2 separate regions of the Homo sapiens genome follow, and region 2 is linked to region 1. A link is a contact called in ENCODE Hi-C or POLR2A ChIA-PET data. All regions are on one chromosome and are shown on one strand. Each heading gives the region's core, a stretch centred on a gene start or an enhancer-like site at or near the end of the contact. The rest is flanking DNA. Distances are from core to core; before and after follow the strand shown. Region 1 overlaps DNAH6 (dynein axonemal heavy chain 6). Region 2 overlaps DNAH6 (dynein axonemal heavy chain 6).

The links. Hi-C counts contacts between places; a loop is a spot of excess contacts on that map. ChIA-PET counts read pairs that join two places held with the same protein, here RNA polymerase II (POLR2A). Pooled maps may share reads with other maps.
Region 2: a pooled map shows a loop between it and region 1 (2.7-fold over the local background). The contact joins two enhancer-like sites. A Hi-C loop is called at or near these places in 4 of 50 pooled maps. POLR2A ChIA-PET finds 5 or more read pairs at or near these places in 2 of 52 experiments (MCF 10A and activated T-cell).

What each region holds. Positions count from the first base shown.
Region 1 is chr2:84,814,672-84,820,188 of GRCh38, forward strand. It overlaps DNAH6 (dynein axonemal heavy chain 6), which reads left to right. Exons shown (of 77, transcript NM_001370.2): 76 at 1,190-1,412; 77 at 4,634-4,918. The coding sequence ends at 4,737. Among named protein-coding and RNA genes, the nearest start is that of TRABD2A, 64 kb to the right of the region's middle. RefSeq lists an enhancer at 2,580-2,629 and a silencer at 2,780-2,929. Within about 2 kb of position 2,105, at least 2 of the 41 ENCODE cell types and tissues checked have a DNase peak (open chromatin) inside an H3K27ac peak, as active enhancers do.
Region 2 is chr2:84,739,423-84,744,939 of GRCh38, forward strand. The region is part of intron 62 of DNAH6 (dynein axonemal heavy chain 6); the gene reads left to right. Among named protein-coding and RNA genes, the nearest start is that of TRABD2A, 140 kb to the right of the region's middle. RefSeq lists an enhancer at 2,091-2,140. Within about 2 kb of position 2,214, at least 2 of the 41 ENCODE cell types and tissues checked have a DNase peak (open chromatin) inside an H3K27ac peak, as active enhancers do.

The DNA.
Region 1 (5,517 bases), core at 855-3,354:
CCACAGAGGCTGATTCTGACAGACAGAAGTTTACAGTGACCACCAGGGCTCTGTCCCTCCACCCTAGTTCATACCATGTCTCTGCTTGGGTCATGTGCGCTGAGCCATGACAATGCCTTACAATCTCTGAGATCTGGGGAGACTTCAGACTGTCTAACTGGCCTGTCTCCTGGCCCACCTAGCAAATGTCTGCCACCAACAGACCAGGAGACAGGCCAGTAGTGTGGTGTGAAAGAAACAGCCAGTGTCATGTGACCAGCACATATACTGGTCTAAACACAGGGTATGTGTTTAAACAGCTTTATCTCTGTTGCAAACAGGCAAGACCACTGTCAGCCCATTTGCCGCCTTGGCGCAGCATAGGAAAAGGTGCTCCCTCTGGGTGATGCCCAGTTGGTGGACACCCAGTAGGTAGCAGGATAGTTTTCAGGCAAACCTGCATAAACATATGTGCAGCCCAAAAACAGGAAGTCCCATCCTGCTGCACCCAAGAAACAGAAAGGTTAGGACACCAAAAAGCAAAGACCAGCTAAAAAGAATTTAGTTTACCATCCTTTTATTCACTATAAAATGCACTACATATTATCCAAACAGCTTAGTCCTCTGCCTGCAGACGTGAGGCTCCAATTATCCAAAGACCTCGGGCCAGAAATGGCCAAATCCACTCAGGGTTTGAGGAAGGATGACTCAGATGCCCACAATTGGAAAAAAAAAAAAAAAAGTGTGCACCGGTGGAGACATCCAATCACATCACAGGAATCTGATGGGCAGGGTCTCTCCCTCTCCCTCTTTCTTATTTAATACAAACATTTAAAAGTAAGCATAATTTTTAAAAAAGAGAGAAAGAACAAAAAGGAATTGTCCATGGGCACTCTGCAAATATTATTGCAGATATATAATCTGTCTTCTAGGAGGGCATCCAAATCCTTGAAAAACCTTGCTAAGAATAACAGACGATGATCTCAGTACTCCTCCACCTCCCATGAAAAGGGGAAAAGTCATCACATTATTATTACATTTTTTTGCCTCTCAGAGCCTCAGGATTGACCTCTCTAAAATGTGAATAATAACAGCAATGTATAGAGTGTTTTTTAGAATTACCTGGTGAGGATGTGGGACATAGGAAGTGGCTCACACCTGCTGATCCCTTTTCCCCCATCTCACTTTGAGACTTGTGGGTATCTTTCAGTTGCCCTCTCCTGAGGATGGTGTTCTTGTTCATGGGATGTTCATGGATGCTTCTCGATGGGATGATAAGGAGATGGTGATAGAAGATGCATTGCCCGGACAGATGAATCCAGTGCTGCCTGTGGTGCATTTTGAACCACAACAAAACTATAAGCCAAGCCCAACACTTTACCACTGCCCACTTTATAAAACAGGAGCCCGGGCAGGAACACTCTCAACCACAGGTGAGGATGTTCTTAAGATTAGTTCAAATAATGACCAAATGCAATCTTCAATCAAAGTCCAAACACTAAGCTGTGATTGGCTCAAGATCTCCCTTGGGCCAATAAACTAGACTTAAAATGAAGCCACCTATAACATACAAAATTCGTAAATGTAATTATAAATTCTATTTGTTCTGAGTATAGATTAATATTATAGAATTAATTCTTGCTTCTATTAGAATCCAAGGAGTAGAAAATAGAGTTTAACAAGTAGAGACTTCCACTTTCAAAATGGCGGCCTGAATAGACACGAAAATCTCTTTTTTCTCACTAAATCCATTTTTACTCATCATAAAAGAAATTTTAAAATAAATGAATAGGCCGGGAAAGGTGGCTCACCCCTTTAATCCCAGCACTTTGGGAGACCGAAGCAGATGAATCACCTGAGGTCAGGAGTTCAAGACTAGCCTGACCAACATAGTGAAACCCTGTCTCTACTAAATACAAAAAATTAGCCAGGCATGGTGGCGGGTGCCAGTATTCCCAACTACTTGGGAGGCTGAGGCAGGAGAATCACTTGAACCTGGGAGGCGGAGGTTGCAGTGAGCCAACATTGGGCCACTGCACTCCAGCCTAGGTAACAAGAGCGAAAACTCCATCATAAATAAGTAAATAAACAAATGAATAAATGGACAGCCCTGATGCAAAACTCTGAGTGCATCTGAAACTGAGATACAGCCCTGAAAAAAGAAACCAGACAGAAAGAAAGCCACCTCAACAGATACACCAAGGGACAGCTGAAGAATGAGAAGAGAGAATGAACTGGGAAAATCGCCTTGAATACAGCACAGTGAGAGGGGAAAGAAGTGACCCTGTGGAAGGAGCCAGAAATTGCAACATTTTTCTTGTTTTCTAGGTAACCTGAAAGGAGAAAATAAAGAATGGAGGAGAGAGAATGTTTGAAAAAATAATGGCTGGTAATTTCCCAAAACTAAAGAAACACTTGAATCATTAGATTGTGAGGTCTCACAAAGTGGAAGGAATGATTTTTAGCAACCTACAAGTAATCAAATCTTCAAAGAAACCTAGATATACCAAAGTGATACTTAAGACTGTCAGAGACCAAAAAAAAAAAATGCTCAAAATAACCAAAGAGAAGAGACAATGTATAATATATGCTGGAACTGAAATCCCAGAGAATGAGAATCAGATTGATATCAGTCAACTCCCATTATCCACCGTGCATATAAAAAGATAATGGAGAATCACCTTCAAAGGGTTGAGGGAAAATACCTTTGAACCAGAATTCAAAACACAACCAAACCATCTTTCAAAAGGGAAGTGAATAAAGACAGTTTTGAACATACAGAGGCGCTAAATTAATCATCACTGACCTTCTATTTTGAAAACAATCCAGCTGTCTAGCCAGGTGTGGTATCATGTGTCTGTAGTCCCAGCTACTCAGGAGGCTAAGGTGGGAGGATCACTTGAGCCCAAGAGTTCAACACCAGCCTGGGCAACATAGTGAAACCCCCATCTCAATTAAAAAAAAAAAATCCAACTGTCTTTGTTTGTGTTTGTGTTGCTATAAAGGAATACCTGAGGCTGAGTAACTTTAAAGAAAAGTTTATTTGGCTCATGGTTCTGCAGGCTGGTGCCAGCATCTGCTTCTGGTGAGAGCCTCAGGATGCTTCCACTCATAGCAGAAGACAAAAGGGAGCTGGTGTTTAGAGGTCCCATGGCAAGAGAGGAAGTAGGCAAGATGGGAGGGAGGCGCCAGACTCTTTAACAAGCAGCTCTCGCAAGAACTAATAAAGTGACAGCTCACCCCCCATTCCAAGGAGTATTAATCTACTCATCAGGGATCTGACCCCCATCAGCCAAACACCTTCCATTAAGCCCCATCTCCAACATTGGGGATCAAATTTCAACATGAGATTTGGAGGGATCAAACATCCAAACTATAGAAGCCTGGCATAAAGAATTCTTACAAATCAGTAAGGAGAGGGGACCAACAAACTAACATTATCTGAAACTGTGACAGAAACCCCATCTTGTACAAGGATCAAAAGAAACTCTTTTTCAGCTATTTAAAAGAGGGGTAGTCCTATGTAGTAGTCATCAATGGCCACTAATATCCCAAAAAAGAAAGACAATCAGACATAATGTGCTTCCTGATAGAAGTACCTACTACCTAAGAATTATTCTTGCCATAAAACTCAAACCTGCCAGCCTGGGCAAGATGACGAGACCCCGTCTCTACAAAAAATACAAAAATTAGCAAGGTGTGGTGCACACGCCTGTAGTCCCAGCCGCTTGGGAGACTGAGGCAGGAGGATCGCTTGAGTCCAGTTCAAGTCTGCAGTTAGCCATAATCAAACCACTGCACTCCAGCCTGGGCAAAAGAATGAGACCCTATCTCAAAAAAAAAAAAAAAAAAAAAAAAAAAAAGGGAAAAAAAACCTCAAACCTGAATGTAGTCACGCCTCTAGATCTAACCACCCCTTACAGGAAGAGAGGAATATATTTAAAATCACCACAGCAGTGCTGTCATAAAATCCAGATTCTGGGAAACTTAACAGGACAAACAGTCTGGTTGTTTCAACAAATATATTACAAGGGGGCGGCAAAAGAAGCAGAGGGAAACCTACCAATTGAAAGATTTAAGAGACACATCACTGTTGCAAGATATGAAACTCATTTGAATCCTGGTTATTAAGAAATTATTAGGCTGGGTGCAGTGGCTCATGCCTGTAATCCCAGCACTTTGGGAGGCCAAGGCAAGCGGATCATTTGAGGCCAAGAGTTTGAGACCAGCCTAGCCAACTGGTGAAACCCCGCCTCTACTAAAAATACAAAAATTAGCCAGGCATGGTGGTACGCACCTATAGTCCCAGCTACTCAAGAGGCTGAGGTAGGAGAATCACTTGAACCCAGGAGGGCAGAGGTTGCAGCAAGCTGAGATCACGCCACTACACTTCCAGCCTGGGTGATAGAGTGAGACCCTGTCTCGAAAAAAAAAATTCTATGAAGTCTAAGCTGGACAAGTCCTAAAGAATTATTTGTTCTAAAATCTTCATTTTATAGAGCATAAAACAGACCCATAAAGGACTATTTGTCCAGCATCTTTAGGGGCAAGTCAGGCCTGGAACCCAGATGTCTTGACTCTTTGTAGCCTCTCTCTTTGTATGAGGAAGTTATTCTCTTAAGTAACAACCTTTTTTTCCTATATCCTTAATTAGGACATTCAACCAATTTTGTGGTAACCGTCCTGTTACCCTCCAAGCGGTCCAAAGACTACTGGATTGCCAAGGGATCAGCTTTGCTCTGCCAGCTGAGCGAATGAAAAGGTGCCACCTCAGCCCTGAAAAAGAACCAGGCCAGAGATCTTTCCTAATGGGAGCAAAAGGTTTGAATAATTTATATGTGAGCAAAACGGTGTTAATTCTGATTTGACTTAAACGTATTGTGACTTTTATTTCTCTTATGACCTTAAAATAAAGTGTTTGAGTTCTTTCTGTTGGCAATCCAAGCTCTGCTGTAGAAGCAGTGGGTTCAACAACCCACCTGTTAAGCCTGCTCCCCCACCCTAAGTGAGAGGCAGCTTCCCATCAGTTACTTTCTGGGACCCCCAGGAAGAGTAAGGACTCAGCACTCGCTTCCCCTCACAGGCTCCTTTCCTCTTCACCCTGATATGAAAGGCCCCAGGTGCTTCCATTTCTAGACAAGATGAAGGCTCTCAGAGTCCAGTGCATGGGAGGTTGATGCAGTGAGCACAACTGGTAGAGCAAATGAGCAGGATAAGAAGAAGTTGGCCTATGATGTCAGTTCCCTGTTCTGTGGGGCTTCATCACAATCCTTGGAAGAGCCTGTGCTTTCACAAAAGGGCAGGCCAATCCTGCCCAAGTACGGAGGATTTTCCCCTTCCACTTTAGGATGAATCTGTGTGAAAACTAACCAAGTCCCAGCCAGGTGCATTTGAGCCTCTGCCACCTCAAAAGCAGAGGTTGGTGGGTCAGTTCTCAAATGGAGCAGCCACTGTGACAAACCATCTTGTGTCAGTCCTGCCAATAATGGTCTGCCTGCTTCCTCGGCCATAATGTGACCCAAGAAACAAGGAAATCAC
Region 2 (5,517 bases), core at 964-3,463, 75 kb before region 1:
TTATATCCTCAAATATGTTTTCCAAGTTGCTTATTCTCTCTTCTTCTCTCTCATGAATGCCAGTAAGTCATAGGTTTGGTCACTTTACATAATCCCATATTTCTCAAAGGCTTTGTTCATTTTTTAAATTCTTTTTTACTTTTGTCTGACTGGGTCATTTTGACAGATTGGTCTTCAAGTTCTGAAAGTCTTTCTTTTGCCTGGTCTAGTCTGTTGTTAAGGCTTCCATTTGTATTTTGAATTTCCTGATGCGAATTTTTCAATTCCAGGACTTCTGTTGGTTTTGTTCTTAATATAGCTATGTTGTCTTTCATATCTTCTGTTCTGTTCTTAATATAGCTATGTTGTCTTTCATATCTTGGATCATTTTTCTGGCTTCTTTGTGTGGGATTTCAACTTTCTCCTGGATCTCATTGAGTTTCTTTGCATCATATTCTGAATTCTATATCTGTCATTTCAGACATTTCATTCTGGTTAGGATCCATTGCTTGGGAGCTAGTGGGATCCTTTGGAGGTGATGAAACACTCTGTCTTTTTGTATTGCTGGGGTTCTGCACTGGTTACTCCTCATCTGAGAGAGCTGATACTTCTCTTTTTTTTTTTTTTAATTTGGTATCACTTGGTTGGGGCTTCTTGTTTATTCGTTTTTCCCTTGGGGGTATGACTGTGATGTATATTGTGTATGATTAATTGGCTTCATTTCTAGGTGCTTTCAGAGTGCCAACTCTCTGTACAGGTTCCTTGGTTGCAAGTAGGTTCATGCAGTGACTTTCTCAGAGGTTGTTTGTTGTAGCAATGTAATTTTATTTGGTGGCGTAATTCAGGATGCAGTCTAGTAGATGGTGCTTAAGAGTAAGAACTGATGGGTACAAGCAGGGGTGGAAGCACTAGAGAAGTACAAAAAGCACCTCTGCAGAGCACATTCACCCTCAGTAGGGCAGAGCTGCTGGAGAAGCTTGAGACACAGACTCTTTCAACCCGCATTCCCCAGACTCCAAAGTGAAGAGTCACTTCCAAATCCATGACAGGGCACTGAGAAGAAGGGTGGCGGAGCAAGTGTGACCCCCTCTCCATGTCCATTCCCAGGCTTTGGTGGTACCACCTTCAGTGGCTGGCACTGCACCCATGTTTTCTTTTATCCAAGGGGGTCTTTGGTGGGCTGCACTCTCCCCTCCTTTAGGGACAGTCTGCAGCAAGGGTTAGATCTCCAGGGGAGTGGAGTCTGCCTCCCTCCCACGCCTCAGAGCTGGTGGGGCACTGTTCCCCAACTGACCAAGGAAACAGGCTGGGACACCCCGTTATGACCCATGCAGACCAGTTCTAGGTTGCAAAGCTGTCTCTGACTGAAAGTCTTGCCCTCTGGGAAAAACCTCAGCTTCAGCAACTCTCCTCCCACTCCAGTCTTGTGATGGGAGAGAGCGTAATTCCACCACCTACTACTGGGGCACTCTCCACACTCACTGCTCAATTCTGCCTGTGGGGACCCTTCTCCCCTTCCAGAACAAGCACTTTAATCTCACCTAAGACCAAAATGCTTGCTGTGGCCACCGCTGCCAGGTTACCAAACAATGGCTCTAACCTCTCAAAATGGTGTCAGCCATGGGCTTGCACCTAGAGAGTGGGGAGCCCCTCTCAGGCGAGCAGCATGGACGAGAAGCTGTGAGGAGTGTGGTCCACTCAAGTCTCAGTCTCATAGCAGCTCGTAGCAAGGCATTGGACATTGTCCTAGGTATATATAGGAGAGCCTTGGTCCCCTTTCCCTGCTTGGCTGGGTGGCAGCAGCAGTCACATCAGCCCAAACTCAGGCCAAGGATGAGGCACAGCTCAGCACTACATTCTCAAAATGGTGCCTTGGGCCTGAAAACAGGGAGGGCGGATCACTGCCCAGGCAGGCAGCATGATCAAGAAGCTGTGGGGAGTGTGGTTCATTCACATCTGTCTCACAGCAGCCTGCTACAGAGCTGTGAGTATTGTCCTAGGTATGAGTAGGATGACCTGGTCTCCCTGTTCTTCCTTAGCCAAGCAGAGGCTACAGCCACATCAGCCCAAACTAAACAAAGCATGGAGCTCAGCCCAGCATTAAACTCTCAAAAGGGCACCTTGGGCCTGGGGCTAAAGAGGGTGGGGCACCATTCAGGCAAGCAGCATAAGCAGGAAGCTGTGAGAAGTGTGGTCAACTCATATCTCAGTCTCAACAGCAGCTCATAGCAGGGCAGCAAGTACCCTCTAGGGGGTGCATGAGTGTGCCCGTTCTCCCCTCTCCCTCCCTGGAGCAGCACAGTGGCTGCAGCTGTGTCTGTAAATCCCCAGGATCTGGGTTCTCAAAATGGCACCCAGCTGAGGCTGCACCAGGCTCGGATTCCTGTGGGATTGTGTGTGGGTTCCCTTTCTAGAGAAATGTCTCTGTACAATCTTTAGGCAGTTCCATATGTCAGGCACAAGGCCCTAGTGGGTCAAGGGTTTCTCCTGTAGCCAAGATCTTAAAACCCTGTTTTGGAGCTCCAGGGATTTCCCTCTTACTGTTTCCCTGCATCCAGGACCATCTCCCAGCCCAGTCAGTTCCTGGCTGCGCAAGCTAACTTGAACCCTCTCCTTACTTACTTCTGGTACTTCATGTCTCTTCTCTAATGAATCCAAGCATTCTCTCCTAGATTACCTGTTTGAACTGTGAGTATCTGCTTACTATTCTGGCTCTTCTCCATGGAGGCAGCACGCAATACCTGCATCTAGTCAGCCATCCTGACCTAAAACCTCAAAATACATCTTCTAATATTAATATTATTACAGCAAGCCTCTCTTAGTACTCCCACTCTATATATTTCTGCACTCTTTACTTTCCATTTTTTGTGTGTCATCATTATGTTTTTGGTGTATCTTAGTAGGATTTTGTTGTTGTTTTGAGGAACATGAAAGTCTTTCTTTTAACAGACAAATTTTAATTTGATTATATTTATTATGGCTATTGATTTATTTAAGTTCTTCTTGACTGAGGAAGATTTCCATTTGACAATGTCTAGAGACATTTTTGTTTGCCACAACTGGGGTGGTGCTACTGGCGTCTGGTGGGTAGAGACCAGAGATGCTACTACACATCCTACAGTGCTCAGAACAACCCTCCACAACAAATAACTACAGCATCCAAAATGTCAATATTAGTAAAGTTAAGAAACTCTGATCTGTTTGGACTTACATTGGTCATCTTTATTTTGGGCATATTTTTCTGCCAGCTTTTTCTTTGCTTCCTTTTTTCTTCTTTCTTCTTCCTTCTTCCTTTCTTTATATCCTTTATTTCTCCTCTCCTTCCTTTCTTCTTCAGTTGCATCATCCACACTCTTTATTTTCCCCTCTACTGATTTGAAATTCTATTTTTATTTTTTGGTAATTACTCTTATACTTCTAATATGAATATTTATTTAACTAAGTAAACCCATTAAGTGTGGTGGTTTAAAGTCTACATTAACCAGAATTTCTAAGATCCTAATAGATTTATTGGATTTCTAAATGAAGACTAGGGGGAGAAAAAGCTGTTCAATAAATGCATTAACTTATTGAAAAGTGCATTCCCCCCTAGTCTTTTGTCCCCCACTAGTAAAAATTGTTTCTATGTTATGCACCAGTTAAATGAGACAGCTAGAGGTAGAGATAGAACACAAAAAGAAAAATACTCATAGAAGAAACCCAGAGATGGACAGTTAGGGACAGACCCAAAGCAGAAAGGGCTAGATGGAGCCTCATCTACACAGAGGCAAAGGAAGAGGGAAGGTGTGGAGGTTGAAAAGCAAAGTAATTATAGGGACAACTCATAATTTTTTCATAGAAAGCACCATGTGTTATCCATATCTTTGAGACTAAAATTGCAACAATTTAAAAAAACTTTCCTGTTTTTATGTGTTAGATTTCAAGGTTTGTTCCAGAAATGCTACAGACTTATGAAGGTTTGTACATAGTTTGATAGGTGGCTGGTATTCTAAAAGTGAGCTTTAGATATTTACAAGTGATGTCTAATTCCATTGTCAATCTTACCTTCAGAAACTTCCTAATTGCCTTAATCTTTTGTCTTTCTTGATTTCTAAGTGCTTCGTGTCCTATTGGGAGTTATTTAAAATATACATTATTAAGCTAGGTGTGGTGGCTCATGCCTGTAATCCTAGCACTTTTGGAGGCTGAGGCGAGTGGATTGCCTGAGCTCAGGAGTTGGAGACCAGCCTGGCCAACATGGTGAAATCCCATCTCTACTAAAATACAAAAAATTAGCCTGGTGTGGTGGTGTGCACCTGTAGTCCCAGCTATTCAGGAGGCTGAGGCTGGAGAATTGCTTGAACCTGGGAGGCAAAGGTTGCAGTGAGCCGAGAACACGCCACTGCACTCTTGCCTGGGCAACAGAGCAAGAATCTGTCTCCAAATGAATAAATAAATAATGCATTATTAGATACCATCTTCTAATGCATATTTTATACATTATTTTCTCCCATCATTTCCTGGAGTCCTAATGATTACACAATAAATAATGAGAACCTCACTGGAAAAGGAGTCCTTTTGCAATACATGGTTCTGCTACCTGGTCTTCAGAATAATGCAGACACCTTTAACTAAAGAGTATTGTGACATGGTATGCTTTGTCGTCTCATACCTTGTAATTGTCTATATTCCATATATAAATTATAAATCTTGCAAAGATGAACACTACCCCAAGGCCATGGTCAGAAGTGTCACTAAATTTTTGTGTCACTAGCTTTCTGATTGCTATGATTAAGCCCCCAGAGGAGAGCCCCTGCAGACAAGCTAGAGAAAGTTGCTTTCTAGCCTGAAATGCAAGCCAACAATTGTGCCTAACGGCCAACCCAAGAAACCTGTTTCCTTACTGGAGAACACACTAGTTATTTTGGCTTTCTGAAAGGCTTATACCATATGCATTCTGTACCTACAGAAATGTCAGTGCGAATTCTTAGTACATGTTATAACCATTGTAAGAACTAACTGTGATCCTAACTTTCATACAAGATACAAATCCATTTCTTATAAATATTCTATAGCCAGGGAGCAGGGGATGATGTATCGTTTATTAGGGCATAATGTAAATATGTCAACGTATTCAGCTATTATTTATAGTGTTTGAATTACATATGCTAGAATTTTCAGTTTACTTCATTTATCATAGACTGATTTTATTTTTTTCTTGCTTTTTCTTCTACCTCTAACAGTTATTATTTGACATATTTTTATGCTATTTTCTGGCTCACCTGGGTTCATTTTATTATGTTTTTATTATGGATTTGTTATTTTTATTAATATAAGAACCTACTTTGTCCCATTTAATTATGTTTGCTTTGAATTCTAGTTAATATTACCCTTATCACTTCAATCTTCTTTTTGCTCACATTTGCTTAAGTATCTCTATGCATCCTTTTATTTTTAACCTTCCTAATATTTTGTTTTGTTTTTGTTTTTTGTAAGTGGTTTGCTGCTATTTTCTGATTACATTTTAAATTCTTTACTTTTTGATTAGGTTGGGTAGCA